Linked DNA regions of Mus musculus: region 1 is linked to region 2. The links are chromatin loops, found by intact Hi-C in ENCODE. Cell type or tissue: left cerebral cortex. All regions are shown on one strand. Each heading gives the region's core, and the rest is flanking DNA. Links, peaks and the distances in the headings are about the cores only.

Evidence for each region. Peaks named below come from ENCODE experiments on the same cell type or tissue, not always from the same donor. Only the 100,000 strongest peaks of a DNase experiment are listed, where the experiment ranks them.
Region 1: a loop joins it to region 2, with 3 times the contacts of the local background. A loop is called at or near these places in 6 of 42 quality-filtered maps.

Annotation. Positions count from the first base shown.
Region 1 is chr11:97,738,035-97,744,565 of GRCm38, reverse strand. Pip4k2b (phosphatidylinositol-5-phosphate 4-kinase, type II, beta) reads left to right here. Exons shown (of 10, transcript NM_054051.1): 1 at 1-120. Among named protein-coding and RNA genes, the nearest start is that of Pip4k2b, 3.4 kb to the left of the region's middle. In left cerebral cortex, for the core only: a CTCF peak has its summit at 3,526 (motif pointing right); DNase peaks (open chromatin) are centred at 896, 3,047 and 4,145; H3K4me3 peaks cover 1,483 bases; H3K27ac peaks cover 323 bases.
Region 2 is chr11:97,629,386-97,635,755 of GRCm38, reverse strand. It overlaps Epop (elongin BC and polycomb repressive complex 2 associated protein), which reads left to right and starts at 6,040. Exons shown (of 1, transcript NM_175332.3): 1 at 6,040-6,370. In left cerebral cortex, for the core only: a CTCF peak has its summit at 3,634 (motif pointing left); DNase peaks (open chromatin) are centred at 3,666, 4,051, 5,278 and 5,952; H3K4me3 peaks cover 795 bases; H3K27ac peaks cover 2,651 bases.

The DNA.
Region 1 (6,531 bases), core at 617-5,616, 110 kb before region 2:
GCGCCGCTCAGCGCCAGCAAAACCAAGACCAAGAAGAAGCATTTCGTGTGCCAGAAAGTGAAGCTATTCCGGGCCAGCGAGCCGATTCTCAGCGTCCTGATGTGGGGGGTGAACCACACGGTAACCAGCTTCCCCGTGCGCGCCCCCACTCCCTCCGGCCTCGCCACGCTCGCCCCGCGGGTGACGCCTGCAACCCTTCCGCCGAGCCACTTGCATGCCCGCCCACCCGTGCACGCTGTCCGGCCGGGCGTGCACTCCCCGTTCGCCACGCGAGGCCTGGTGTCCCCGTGCTATGCCGTCGTCGTTTCCCCTTCGCTCCAGCCCCTCTGGCTTCTTGTGTCCGTATGCTGGCTCCGTGCAACCCCGGAGCTTCCGAGGGAAGGCCTGGGTGCTGCAACGACGCTGCTTCTACCCTCAGCGTGTTTGTTGCATGGCTATTCCGCTTGTCTCTTATAGCTGGCTACCACATCATTGCTCAGTTGACAGGGCAAGTGGGACTGGCTTGCCTGAATGTTCCTGTTTGTGGTCCTTTGGGTGGTATGGCTGCTCAAAGTTTCCCATCTTCTAGGCCTCCTTACCCCTGACTGTGGACATCCTCTCTGGGTTTCCTTTTTTTCTTCTTCTTCTTCATGAAGACGTATCAACTGGAGAAGCAGAGACTTCTCCAAACCACAGACACTTGACTTGTGTTCCCATGGATGAAGGATAAGTGCGAGCACAAGGCCCGAGGGAGTGTAGACTTGGTTATGGAAATAATGTATCTTCCTCGTTCTTCTGTGATGTTTCAAAGCCATTGACTTCTCGTATGGTTTTCCAGGGTGTGATAATGGTGATTACTGTCTCAGATGAGTGGTCCTTTGGGTCCTGGGTGCTTTGGGATGGTGCAGCAGCCTCTGCCAAGAAGTTGGATGTGGCCGACGTTAGCTGGTTGGCTCTGTTTATGTGCTGTTTGTTTGGGATCTGCTCTCTTTCGGTGGCTTGCTCTCTGCCTTCTCACCGTTTCTTTGTGAGTCCCTACACTGAGAGCAAACAGAGGAAGTGAAAAGACCTGAGGTGCTGACTCCACCAGCCACAAGTTTAGAATGGGGGTGGGTGGGGGGAGGATAACGGGTCGGGTCTCCTTCGGATTTCATTCTTTAGGCTCCATGACTTTTCTGAACACTTGAAATTGTCTACAAGACCAAACAATGACCCAGGGACCCAGGGTCAGGGAGACTTCATTTTCTCTTGCTTTGGTAGAAGACCTAGAGGGTCCTTTGGCTAGAGATTGAGGGACAGCCACCTACACCAGCGTAGATCTCCACGTCTTAGAGAAGAGCGCATGTGTTTGTGAGGTCCTCTCAGGCCTCTTAGTCTTGGGCACATTCCCCTTTTCCATGGAATCCCTGGGCTTAATGAGTGTCCTGGCCGGGAAGTGGGATGCCCGGACCTCTAAAGGAGCTGGACATCAACAGTGAGCAGAGCTTGCTCCTCTTGCTTCGGGGGTCATCTGACATTCCCAGGGAAACTGGGTCAGCAAATTGTGAACCCTGCATCCCTTTCTGGGAGTCACTCCTTGATTTTGTTTGACATCTGGCCTCTCACTAGAAAGCATCCTGTAGCAAAAGCCTGAAGGTGGGTAACTTCATTTCACTCCGGAGACCGAACAGAGCCTTTGGCTCGGGGGTAGCTTGCCTATGCTTGCCGTGAAGATACAGTTCCTTGTCCAGCACCAAGAGGCTCTGTTGGTTAGTGGCGGTTCTTGAGTGACAGGCCTTTTGTTCCTTTTACTCTCTCAGCCATGACCAAGCATCTCAACTTGAATATATACTGGGGAAAGGTGTGTGTGTGTGCACACGCGCACACTCACTGGGCATGCCGGTTCCTGGGATTGTATATGGTATTTGGATGGTATTTGGTTTTCTCATGGGCAAGCAATAAGTCTGCGAAGACCTGGGCATCTGATGGAAAACTGAGGGCAAGAGAGCATGGTGGTTACTGTTGCCCTTTGCTAACTTGAAGGAAGTTTGGTGGGCTAGCTGGAAAAGCCCTGACTTTCCAGGATCCACAGGGATCTGCATACAGGTGGGAGGAGGACCTGGAGCACCACTGCCCTGTATGGGTGAGCTTTGAAGGTTAGGTAGTTAGTGAGTTAGCTGGCTTGCTTCCTTCTGTTCTACCATAAGGTGTCGAGGTGCCCTGTGAGATATGTGTGCCCAGAAGGCCATAACATCTTGCCGTTTCTCCAGGGCATCAGGGCCCAGTTGCTCCTGGCGGGTGGCTGGCCTCCCTCGAGGGTTCCCTTTCTTCAGAAGTGCCCTGTTACACCTCTTTGCCACTTAAGATTTCAGATACCACCTTCCCTTCAGTCCTTCGGGGTCTCAGTGTTTAAAGCCTTCAGTCATGCTGGTCTAGAGCTAAGATGGCATATTGGATGGGAATGCCCATGTCTTCAGCAAAAGCCAGCTACCTTCTCATGAGCTAGTTGCTTTCTTTACTTCTGAGTGGAAAAGAGAAACCTTTAAAAGAAAAAAAAAGAAAAAAAAAAAGCTGGGCAGTGGTGGCGCACGCCTTTAATCTCAGCACTTGGGAGGCAGAGGCAGGCAGATTTCGGAGTTCGAGGCTAGCCTGGTCTACAAAGTGAGTTCCAGGACAGCCAGGGCTACACAGAGAAACCCTGTCTCGAAAACAAACAGTCAATCAATCAATCAATAAAAAGAACTGGCTTGTTTTTGCTTTGAGAGAGGCATTTGAACTCAGTGTAATTAAGGGAGTCCCTGGATAAGACATTCAGCCCCTTGTGTCCCTCAGTGGAGGCAAAGAGGGTAGAGAGGATGTTAGACCCGACAGAGGAGGACTAGTGAGGAAAGAAAAAGTCACCTGGGGTCTCAGCGGATGAAGCTTGGGTACTTCAGAGGGTCTGGGTTCTCTCTGAAGGAATGCAGCACTGGAAGGCCTCCCCGTCTGGTGGTTGTGGGTCCCTTTAGGAACCACATAGACGTGGCACATCATGAGGAAGAGTGGTGGCAGTTGATGGTAACTCTGTATTTACTCTTTTGAGAAACCGCCAGCTCTTCCCCGGAGTGGCTATACCGGCTATACCGTTGTGCGTTTCCGCCAGCAGCCTGTGACGCGGTTACTCCAGATCCTTGCTCCCCTTCTTTTTTAGCATAGGCATTCCAGTGGGCAACAGTATCTCCTTGTGATTTTTTTTTTTTGATTTGCATTTCTCTGGTAACTCATGTTGTTAAGCATCCTTCCATTTGTGCTGGCCATTGTACATTTTCTTTGGAGAATGTCTATTAAACCCTTTGTGCATTTAAAAACAAATTGTGATTATTTGTTAGTTCATTTATGTATTTGTTGGCTTGTTTGTTTTTTGTGGTCCTGCGATATGAACCCAGAGCCTTGTACCTTCCAGGCAAGCACTTCTTTTTTTTCTCTCTCCTTTTCTTTTTTTCTTTCTCTCTCTCTCTCTCTTTTTCTCTCTCTCCCTCTCTTTCTTTCTTTCTCTTTTTTATTTATGCATATGAGTATCCTGTAGCTGTCTTCAGACACACCAGAAGAGGGCATCAGATCTCATTACATATGGTTGTGAGCCACCATGTGGTTGCTGGGATTTGAACTCAGGACCTCTGGAAGAGCAGTCAGTGCTCTTAACTGCTGCGCCATCTCTCCAGCCCATCCTTTTCTTTTTCTTTTCTAACTTTAAGATATAGTGTCATACCAGGCATCTGAAGAAAAAGAACCTTCAAGTAAGGCTAGCCGCCCCCCAGGAGCAATGGAGTCCTGATTCCCTGGTTCAAGCTGGCCTCTAAAACTCAGCATGACCTTGAACTCCTGAAACTCTTGCCTCTACCTTCTGAGTGCTCGATTTACATTGGTATATCTGTTGCTACTCTCAGTTTTATGCAGTGCTGGGTGTCATGCCCTAGAGCCCTGTAGGTATATGCCAGGCATCCTCTACCTACTGAGTTACATCCTTAGCCCCCTATCCACTTTTTTTTTTTTTTTTTTAATGAAGTCTCATTAAGTTGCACAGGGTGGCCAAAACTTCTTCTGTATCCCAGGCAGGCCCTGGGTTTGCAGTCTTCCTAAGCAGCTGGGAAGTCCCCGCCTCCACAGGGCCCAGTCTCTTTTCTTTTGAGCCAGGATCTTTCTCGCTCGCTGTCTGGCATGCAGTCTTCCTGCTTCCTCCTCCCCGGTGCGGAAGTGTGAGCCACCGTGCCCAGCCTGGGTTGTTACTCAGCTTCCTTAGCCCCTGTATTATTTATGCTCATGGCTCCTGGAGTTAATCATGTGGATAATCCAAAAACCATTTACATGAGGAGATGCAACAGACTTGCCTTCCAGTGTGGTGTGCTGAGCCTGGCATTCCAGTGGGTCTGTGTCCCACGATGCGCTGGTTGCTTTGAAAGGGGGAAGAGATAGGCTCAGGACCGTGTGGATAATAAAGCAAGCGCACATCTCCTGGGACCTCTTCGGTCACAAAACTTTAAGTTCCCCCTGTCTGCCAAGTACAATTTATTTTTCTCTTTCTGGTATGTGAGGCTTCAGAGTACGGCCATAGCCTCAACAGCTAAGCTTAACCTTTCCCATCCTCCAGACAGGGAGATTTGGTACAGTTACAGGACAGTTACAAGACAGTTGCTTGTCTCCCTGGGTTTTTCTTTCTGCTCACCTTCATCCTTTAGACACCCCCCCCCCCCAACTCCTGCCTTTCCCCTCCCCCTGCTCATTTATCCTTCAGCCTTAACATTTATCGAGCAGCCTTTGGTTCCCATCATGTGCTAAGGGTTCTCAGCCAAGGGGAGAAATCAGACATGGAAAGAAATAATTACCTGGCCTACGAGGCGGCTCTGCTGCAGGTAAAGGCGTCTGCTACCAAGCCTGACCATGGGCGTTCAGTTCCTGGGACTCAACGTAGTGGAGGGAAGAGGAAAAATGGCTCCTGTTAGTTGTCCTCTGACCTACACACGTGTGCCTTGGGACCCATGATAAACAAACAAATAAACAATAAATAAACAAATTTACCCTGGATGTGATACTTAGCTTATAAAGATGCACACAGGCCTGAGTAGTTAATTCGCCCTGGGGGAAGCAGGGAGCCTCTGAGACAGGACTATCATTCAGCCAGATCTTGGCTTATTCTCTGGGCTTTCATCCTTTCCATTCTTTTTACCTAAGTACTTGTTTTTCTTTTATGTTTTGCCTGCCTGTAATACCCGCAGAGGCCAGGAGAGGGTGTCAGAGGTTCTGGGATTGAAGTTTCAGACTTGAGTGCTGGGAACTGAACCTGAGTTCCCTGTAAGAGCAACAAGTGCTTTTTAACCATCTCTCTAACCCTGGGTCCTCTCCATCCTTATTGGGCTGCTCTGTCATCTGAACTGTTCAATGGGCCCATAAAGGATCTTCCTGCGCACTCACCCAGGCACACGTGCACACTGACTACAATCTTACAAAGCGCCCACCTGGGATTTAGTCAATACAGCAACTGTTAACTTTTTCAGTTAATCTTTGTACTTGTATTGGGTGTTGCACTCAGAACCTTGGTATTCTAGGTAAGTGCTCTGCTACTGAGCTGCACTGCCAGCCTCTTCATTTTATTTTCTTTACTTAAAATAGTAATTTATCATGTATCCAGTGTTCTGCCTGCATGTATGCCTGCAGGCCGGAAGAGGGCGCCAGATCTCATTCGAGATGGTTATAATGTTGCTGGGAATTGAACTTAAGACCTCTGGAAGACGTCTTAATCACTGAGCCATCTCTTCAGCCTTGTTTGTCTGTTTGTTTGTCTGTCCTGCCACCTCAGCTCCTCACCGTTTTATTCTAAGACATTCATTTATTTATTTATGATCCTGTGGGTGTGGTCTCGTGGGTGGAGGTTAGAGGACAACTTTTAGGAGTCTGTTTTTCCATCCAGCCCGAGGGTTCTTGGGATGGGACTCAGGCTATCAGACTTGGTAACAGACGTCCAACTTCAGCCCACCCACTTCCCACACCTCTTTTTAAACCCTTTGAGAGTCTTCTTTCTCTTCCTTCCTTTTTTCCTTTTTGTTTGTTTGTTTTTGTTTTTGTTTGAGACAGGGTTTCACTGTGTAGCCCTGGCTGTCCTGGAACTCACGCTGTAGACCAGGCTGGCCTCGAACTCACTGAGCTCTGTCTGCCTCCTGAGATTAGAGACCTGTTTTTCAAAACTGCCAACACTGGCCTTGAACTTGCTTGGAAGCCCAGTGCAGGCTGGTCTTGAACTCATGATCCCCTCCAGTTTTGGTCTTCTAAATGGCCAGGACTATAGGCCTGCACCACCAGGTCCAGTCAGTTGGTATTTACTAATGACTATTCACCGAATGCTGGATCATTTACCTGTCTCTGTGGTATCACCTGTGCGCCCCCCCCCCCCTTACCTCTGAACTGTACCTCCCACATTTTCCTGCACACACTCTTAATGCTCCAGAAACCGGCACGGTATCTTGCAACCAGGCCGGGTCTTGGCTCTGGCTATCCCTAGACTTTTTTCAGATGCCTTTCTCCGGCACTTGCCCTAGCCAC
Region 2 (6,370 bases), core at 1,290-6,289:
GTAATGACTTGTGTAGGTGGGGATAACCCCTCCCTCGCTATCTTTGTCCATCGGGGATAACCCCTCCCTCGCTATATTTGTCCGTCCATCCGTCCGCCCGGGGTGTGTGTATATTAGAGCATATGTATGCAGATGTGTGTGCAGCCTTGTGAAGGCAGGAGGTCACTGGTACCTTCCTCTGCAGATACCCACCATATTTGCATACTTTTTGAACCAGAATCTTTCATTGACCCTGGAGTTCACTGAATGGCACCAGCTGGTTGAATAACACCAGGGATCCTCTGGTCTCTGCTTCGCAGCACTAGGGTTATAGGCTCTTGCTACCTCCCTCACCGTTTTACATGGGTGTTGGGAATCCAAACTCAGGTCTCCCGGTTCCACAGGAAGTACTTTACACACGGAACCACCTCTCCCTAGACCCTTAAAATATTTTTAAATCCTAGACCAGGAGTTCAAAGTTCAAGGCCAGTCTCCTTCATAGTGATTCTGAAGTTATAGAGACCCTGCTTCAACAAAACAGTGTGTGTGTGTGTGTGTCTGTCTGTCTGTCTGTCTGCCTTGCAGTGCTAGGAATGAAACCCAGGCCGTTGGACATGCTAAATAAAATGTTCTACCACTGAGGTACACAGACAGAAACTTAAATTCGAGTGTTCATGATCGTATTATTTATAACCAAGAAGTAAAAAACAACCCAAATGTGACTGGGTAAGCCAAGCAGGGTCTACCCATTCATACACTGAGATGTCACCCAGTAGCAAAAAGGAATAAACTACCAGTCCATGAGTGATCACTTGTGTACGGAAAAGCCTCAAAACCATTATACTTTTATGAAAGAAGCCAGGACAAAAGACCACACAGTTCCATTCCTAAGATGTGTCCAGAGATGGGAGCTCTATTCAGCCATTAAGTAGACTGGTCCCCTGGGCTTGGGGATGGGAGTTACTGCAAATGGGAATACGAATTCTCATAAGTGATATTTTACTTTTTTTTTTTTTTGAGACAGGGTTTCTCTGTATAGCCCTGGCTGTCCTGGAACTCACTTTGTAGACCAGGCTGGCCTCGAACTCAGAAATCCGCCTGCCTCTGCCTCCCAAGTGCTGGGATTAAAGGCATGCGCACCACCGCCCGGTAAGTGATATCTTACTAATAAAATTGGATTTTGGGGGTTGGAGAGATGGCTCAGTGGTTAAGAGCACTGACTGCTTTTCCAAAGGTCCTCAGTTCAAATCCCAGCAACCACATGGTGGCTCACAACCATCTGTAATGAGATCTGATGCCTTCCTCTGGAGTGTCTGAAGACAGCTACAGTGTACTTACATATAATAAATAAATATTTTTTAAAAATGGATTTTGATCCCAAGAGAAAATATCATGTAGCCCAGGTTGACTCTGAATTGACTATGTATGTAGCTGAGGATGGCCTGTACCTCCTGAGTCTCTGGCCTCCATCCCTGAGAGCTGAGGTTACAGGTGTGGCCCACCATGGCTGTTTTTATCCTCCTCCTCCTCCTCCTCCTCCCCATCATCAATGTTGCAGGAAGATGGAAGATAATTTGCACTAGTCATCTTTCTCCTTTTAACATGTGGGATCTAGGGACTGACCTGAGGCTCGGTGGTGTCTTTTTCTGATGAGCCATCGCTCTGGCTTGCTTTACATAGTACTGAGAATCAAACCCAGGGCCTCTTGCTAGGCAAGCAGTTCCTCAGCCTAGGATTAGATCACGAAGATGTGAGTTTACTTTTGTTTAATTAAGCCCTCATGATGGTACAGGGCTTGCTCCCTCCCTCCCTCCCTCCCTCCCTTTCTTCTTTCTTTCTTTCTTTCTTTCTTTCTTTCTTTTTTTCTTCCTTTCTTCCTTTCTTTGTATTTGAGGCAGAGTTTCTCTGTGTAGCCCTGGCTGTTCTGGAACTTACTCTGTAGACCAGGTTGTCCTCAAACTCAGATCTCTCTGTCTACCTCAGCCTCCAGAGTGCTGGGGGGAAATGTTTAAGTAGCCATTGGGTTCAGTATGGATTTATGTATCAGGAAAGCTCGTATCTAAGGTCTGGGGCGATGGCGGAATCAGCACTAGGACTGAGCATGACCTCCGGAGTCCATGTAAGTCACCTTGGATACCAACTCTACAGAACTGTCCCCTGCCTTCAACATATGCAGCATGGCACCTGTTCCCATGCATACAAAAACAATAGTAAGTAAGAATAAAGAGTAAATATTTTAAAAGCCCCAGTGTGGTGGCCTGGTTTCGTAATTCCTTGGATGGGGGTAGGGGGGTCGGGGGGTTCGGGGGTGAGGGTAGAGTCAGGTTGACTCCTGGGACCCACTGACTGACCAGCCATCCCCTCCTGATCCTCAAGCCTCAGGGCCCGAAGAAACACCCTATCTCAAAACCAAGGTGTAACATATAACTACATAAAAATAAGCAAAATTGGGGGCTGGTGAGATGGCTCAGCAGGTAAGAGCACCCGACTGCTCTTCCAAAGGTCCTGAGTTCAAATCCCAGCAACCACATGGTGGCTAACAACCATCCATAATGAGATCTGACTCCCTCTTCTGGAGTGTCTGAAGACAGCTACAGTGTACTTACATATAATAAATACATAAATTTAAAAAAAATAAGCAGAATTTTCACTGGGCAGTGGTGACACACGCCTTTGATCCCAGCACTTGGAAGGCAGAGGCAGGCAGATTTCTGAGTTCTAGGCCAGCCTGGTCTACAAGTGAGTTCCAGGACAGCCAGTGCTACACAGAGAAACCCTGTCTCGAAAAAAAACAAAACAAAACAAAACAAAAAAAGCAAAAATTTCAAAAAGCGGAAGGCTCCTGGGGAACAACAGTGGAGGCTGACCTCTGATTTTGACAATGTGCGTACACAGTCATGTGCCTTTGAATATACAGGAACATTCCATACGTTCACACAAAAATAAATTTAAAAACAAAGTATATGTGGTGGTAGACACTTATAATCCCAGCTACTTTGAAGGTTCAGGGCAGGAGGATCTGGAGTTTGTAGCTAGCACAGGCTACCAATTGTCACGGAACTGAACAAACCAAGAAACAGTGTCTGTGCTAGAAGAGCAGATCTGGGCAATAAGTAGCAGAATTCTTACAGATTAGTAAACACGAAATGCTGAGAAGTGGGGCTGGAGAGATGGCTCAGCGGTTAAGAGCACTGACTGCTCTTCCAGAGGTCCTGAGTTCAATTCCCAGCAACCTCATGGTGGTTCACAACCATCCGTAATGAGATCCAATGCCCTCTTCTGGTGTGTCTGAAGACAGCTACAGTGTGCTCATATACATAAAATAAATAAATCTTAAAAAAAATAATGCTGGGAAGTTCGGCCTGGAAGGCTAGGACAGTTCAAGGAAAAAGTTTACCCTGGGAGATCCTGGGAGGCCCCTCCCTTCAAAATCCCTGAACATGCTCCCTTCTCCCTTGGTTAAGAACTAGATGGGCTTCGAAGGAGAACTGTCTTCTGGGCTAGCCACCTCCCCCCCCCCCCAAGGGCCTTTCCTATTTCTTTTGTCCTTCCCTCTGGAGTGGCGTCAAACAGTTCCTCGCACCCAGCTTGTGTCTGTAGGGGAAGCAGCCACCCATCCTGTGGTAGGCGGAGGATGGGGGCGAGTGCCCTCTACTGTTCACTGTGGGAAGTGCAGCAGTTGGGTCGGCCCACGTGAGGGGATTGGTGCTGGGAAACTTCGCGTTCAGCCCTGCTGTTGATATTGTGAGAAAAGCACAGTTGTCCCATTTTCTGAAAGGGACGTTGAGACACAGCGTATCTGGGCAATCATAGCCGCCCCCACCAAGTCTTCTGAAAAAGATGGTACCTTGACGTCGGGTCATTTCAACTGTGGCATATACCCATTCCCCACAGTGTTTTTAACTGCTTCCATGTATTCCGGGAAGGGAAGGTGGAGGGAATTTCTCCTCCAGGGGAGAACTCTTTAACCGTGTTGACCCCTTCATTAAAACCCTTATCTCAGGGTTGGGGAGCTGGCAGCTTTGGAGTGGGAGAAGGGAGAAGCCTGGGAGCTGCATTGTTATATAATTTTCCCTGATTTATTCACACAGAGATCCACACCGTGCTGGGTGCAGGGCTGCAAATTCGAGAGACACCAGAAAACGGGGAAGAGAAAGGAGCCTCCCAGGCCAAGCTCCTGCAGTGGGCCAAGGCTGATCTCAGACATCTGTCACAGAACCTAGAGAAGAGCATGGAGTTAGATGTCTCTCTCTCTAAGCCAAAAACATCCTGCTAAGGCTTCCAACCCCCTCCCTAGTGCAGATCACCCACCTTCTATAATGTCTTCCAGATAGAGAGAGAGAGATTAAAGTAGGGTGAGGGCTCTATGGGCAAAGGAGCCTGGAGGTTAGATCCAGTTCAAACATGTGACCTGGCAGGACCCCAGAGGGACCCACCCACTTCATGACAGCTGTTCCTTAGAGGAAACCTGGGGTAGGGGAAGTGGGAGATCAGAATATTGAACCCTCTTCATCAGTAAGTCCCACTTTGAAGCTTTACCTTGGGTCTCTGCCAAGGAAAGGGTGTGTGTGTGGGGGGGGGGGGGGCCCATCCTCCCATCCCTTTCTTCTCAGGTCTTGTTTGATGTTATTTAGAAAAACAGTGTGTCTATTGTCACCGCTGGGAGGATGAGGATGCAAGCTGCATCATTTGTCCTGGTACAGAAAAAGCGATTGTACATGTTAAGTGTAGCACTCGGGAGGGTGAAGCCAGACGCTGGAGTTCCAGGCCACATGGTGGGTGAGACCCTATCAGCGAGGGAGGGAGAGCTTTCTTTTGCCCTGGCTCAGAAGAAAAATCTGTATCCCTCAGTCTCATCCTACCCCTAGTCCAAGCCAACATATAAATCTCGTGTACTTCTGCAGATGAAAAGCAGCTGTTTCTAACCTGATTTTAGGATGACGATGAATAGCCCAAAGACTCACAAATGTTTATTGTGCCGTTTGGGCAGTAGGGATATAGCAGTGATCAAGACTGGATGCTCTACTGGCCGCTGGGCTCGACTGTGCAGCCAGGGCACCAGCTCTTTCTAGACTCCGAGGAGAGGTCAGCACTAAGGAACAAGCCAGTTTCACAAATGAGCAGGCTGTGTAGGAACTAGAGGGGAAGAGATGTGAGAGATGTGTACATTATCAGAGCATGTTCTGGAAATTATTCACTTTTTGTTTGTGGATGGAGAGTAAGGTTTTTGGTCTTTTCCACCCATTCAGGTCGCTCAGGATCCAGATGGTCGAGTCCTGGGATCTGGAGGCTCCCAACGGTGCCAGCGCGTTGGAATTCCGTTAAGATGTGGGGCACTTCCATACTTCACCAAGAAAAGGAAACAAGTACGGAGAGAAAGTCAGCTTATTGTCTTCCGTGGGTGTGTCGAAGCTCCCCTTTCTCCAAATTTATTTTTTTCTTTTATGAATCTTGCACATATATAGCGAATTCCTAATCATTCACTCTACAAGCGTTTTTGTTTGCTTTTGAGTTCCCGAGTGCCAGGCCCCTGTTCTACCGGCCCTGAGCAAAGACCACAGGACACTCTTAGCAAGCGACTCCTTGCTACACCAAGCTCTTAAGCCACCGACGCTCGGCTTCATCTTTTTCCTCTACGTTGGTTTTGAGTTTGTCTCTCTGAATTCACGGAGCACCATTTTCTTCCAAAGGGCTGAAACAAACTTTCCCATTTTACAGATGCGGAAAAACCGCGACTTCTACTGGGTAAACAAGTGACTGGACCTGCGACCAGCTAAAACGATCCCAGGCCATCAACAGGCCACCAGGAGCCGTGCGTCTGGCCCCTCGCACTTCCACCCGCGCGCGCCTAGATCCACGCGTCCCTGCTCTCCGCCCTCCAGCCCAGCAGCTCCGGGTCCACGTGTGTGTGTCTGTGTGCGGAATGGGGACGGGGGCCGTGCCGCCAGAGGGGTGGGGTCTACGTGACGTCAGAGCAGCAGCGCCCAATCAGAGGCGGGCTCGCAGCCGCGGCGCTGGTATTGGGGCAGCGAGGGGGCAGTTCTCTATAACGCGGTCTCCGGAGCCAGCGGGGAAGAAAGAAGCTGAGAGGGCGGAAGGCGCCCTCCCCGCCGCTGGGCCCGGGCACCGGGCGCCGGGCCGGGGTCCTTCCCGCCGGCGGCGAGCGCCGGCTGCTTTGTTTGCCCCCGCCTCGGCGTTGAGGGGTGATCGTGCCGGGCATTGCGCCGGGAACGCGGCGGCAGGAAGCGCGACCGATCGCACCGGGGACGCGCGGGGACCCAGGAGTCCGGCCGCGGCGAGGGCCGCGTGACGATACCGAGGAGAGAGCCGGAGCGCCGCCGCGGGCTCTTGGTGGTGGGCCCCGGACGCCCGTGAGCACAGACCTCCCCGT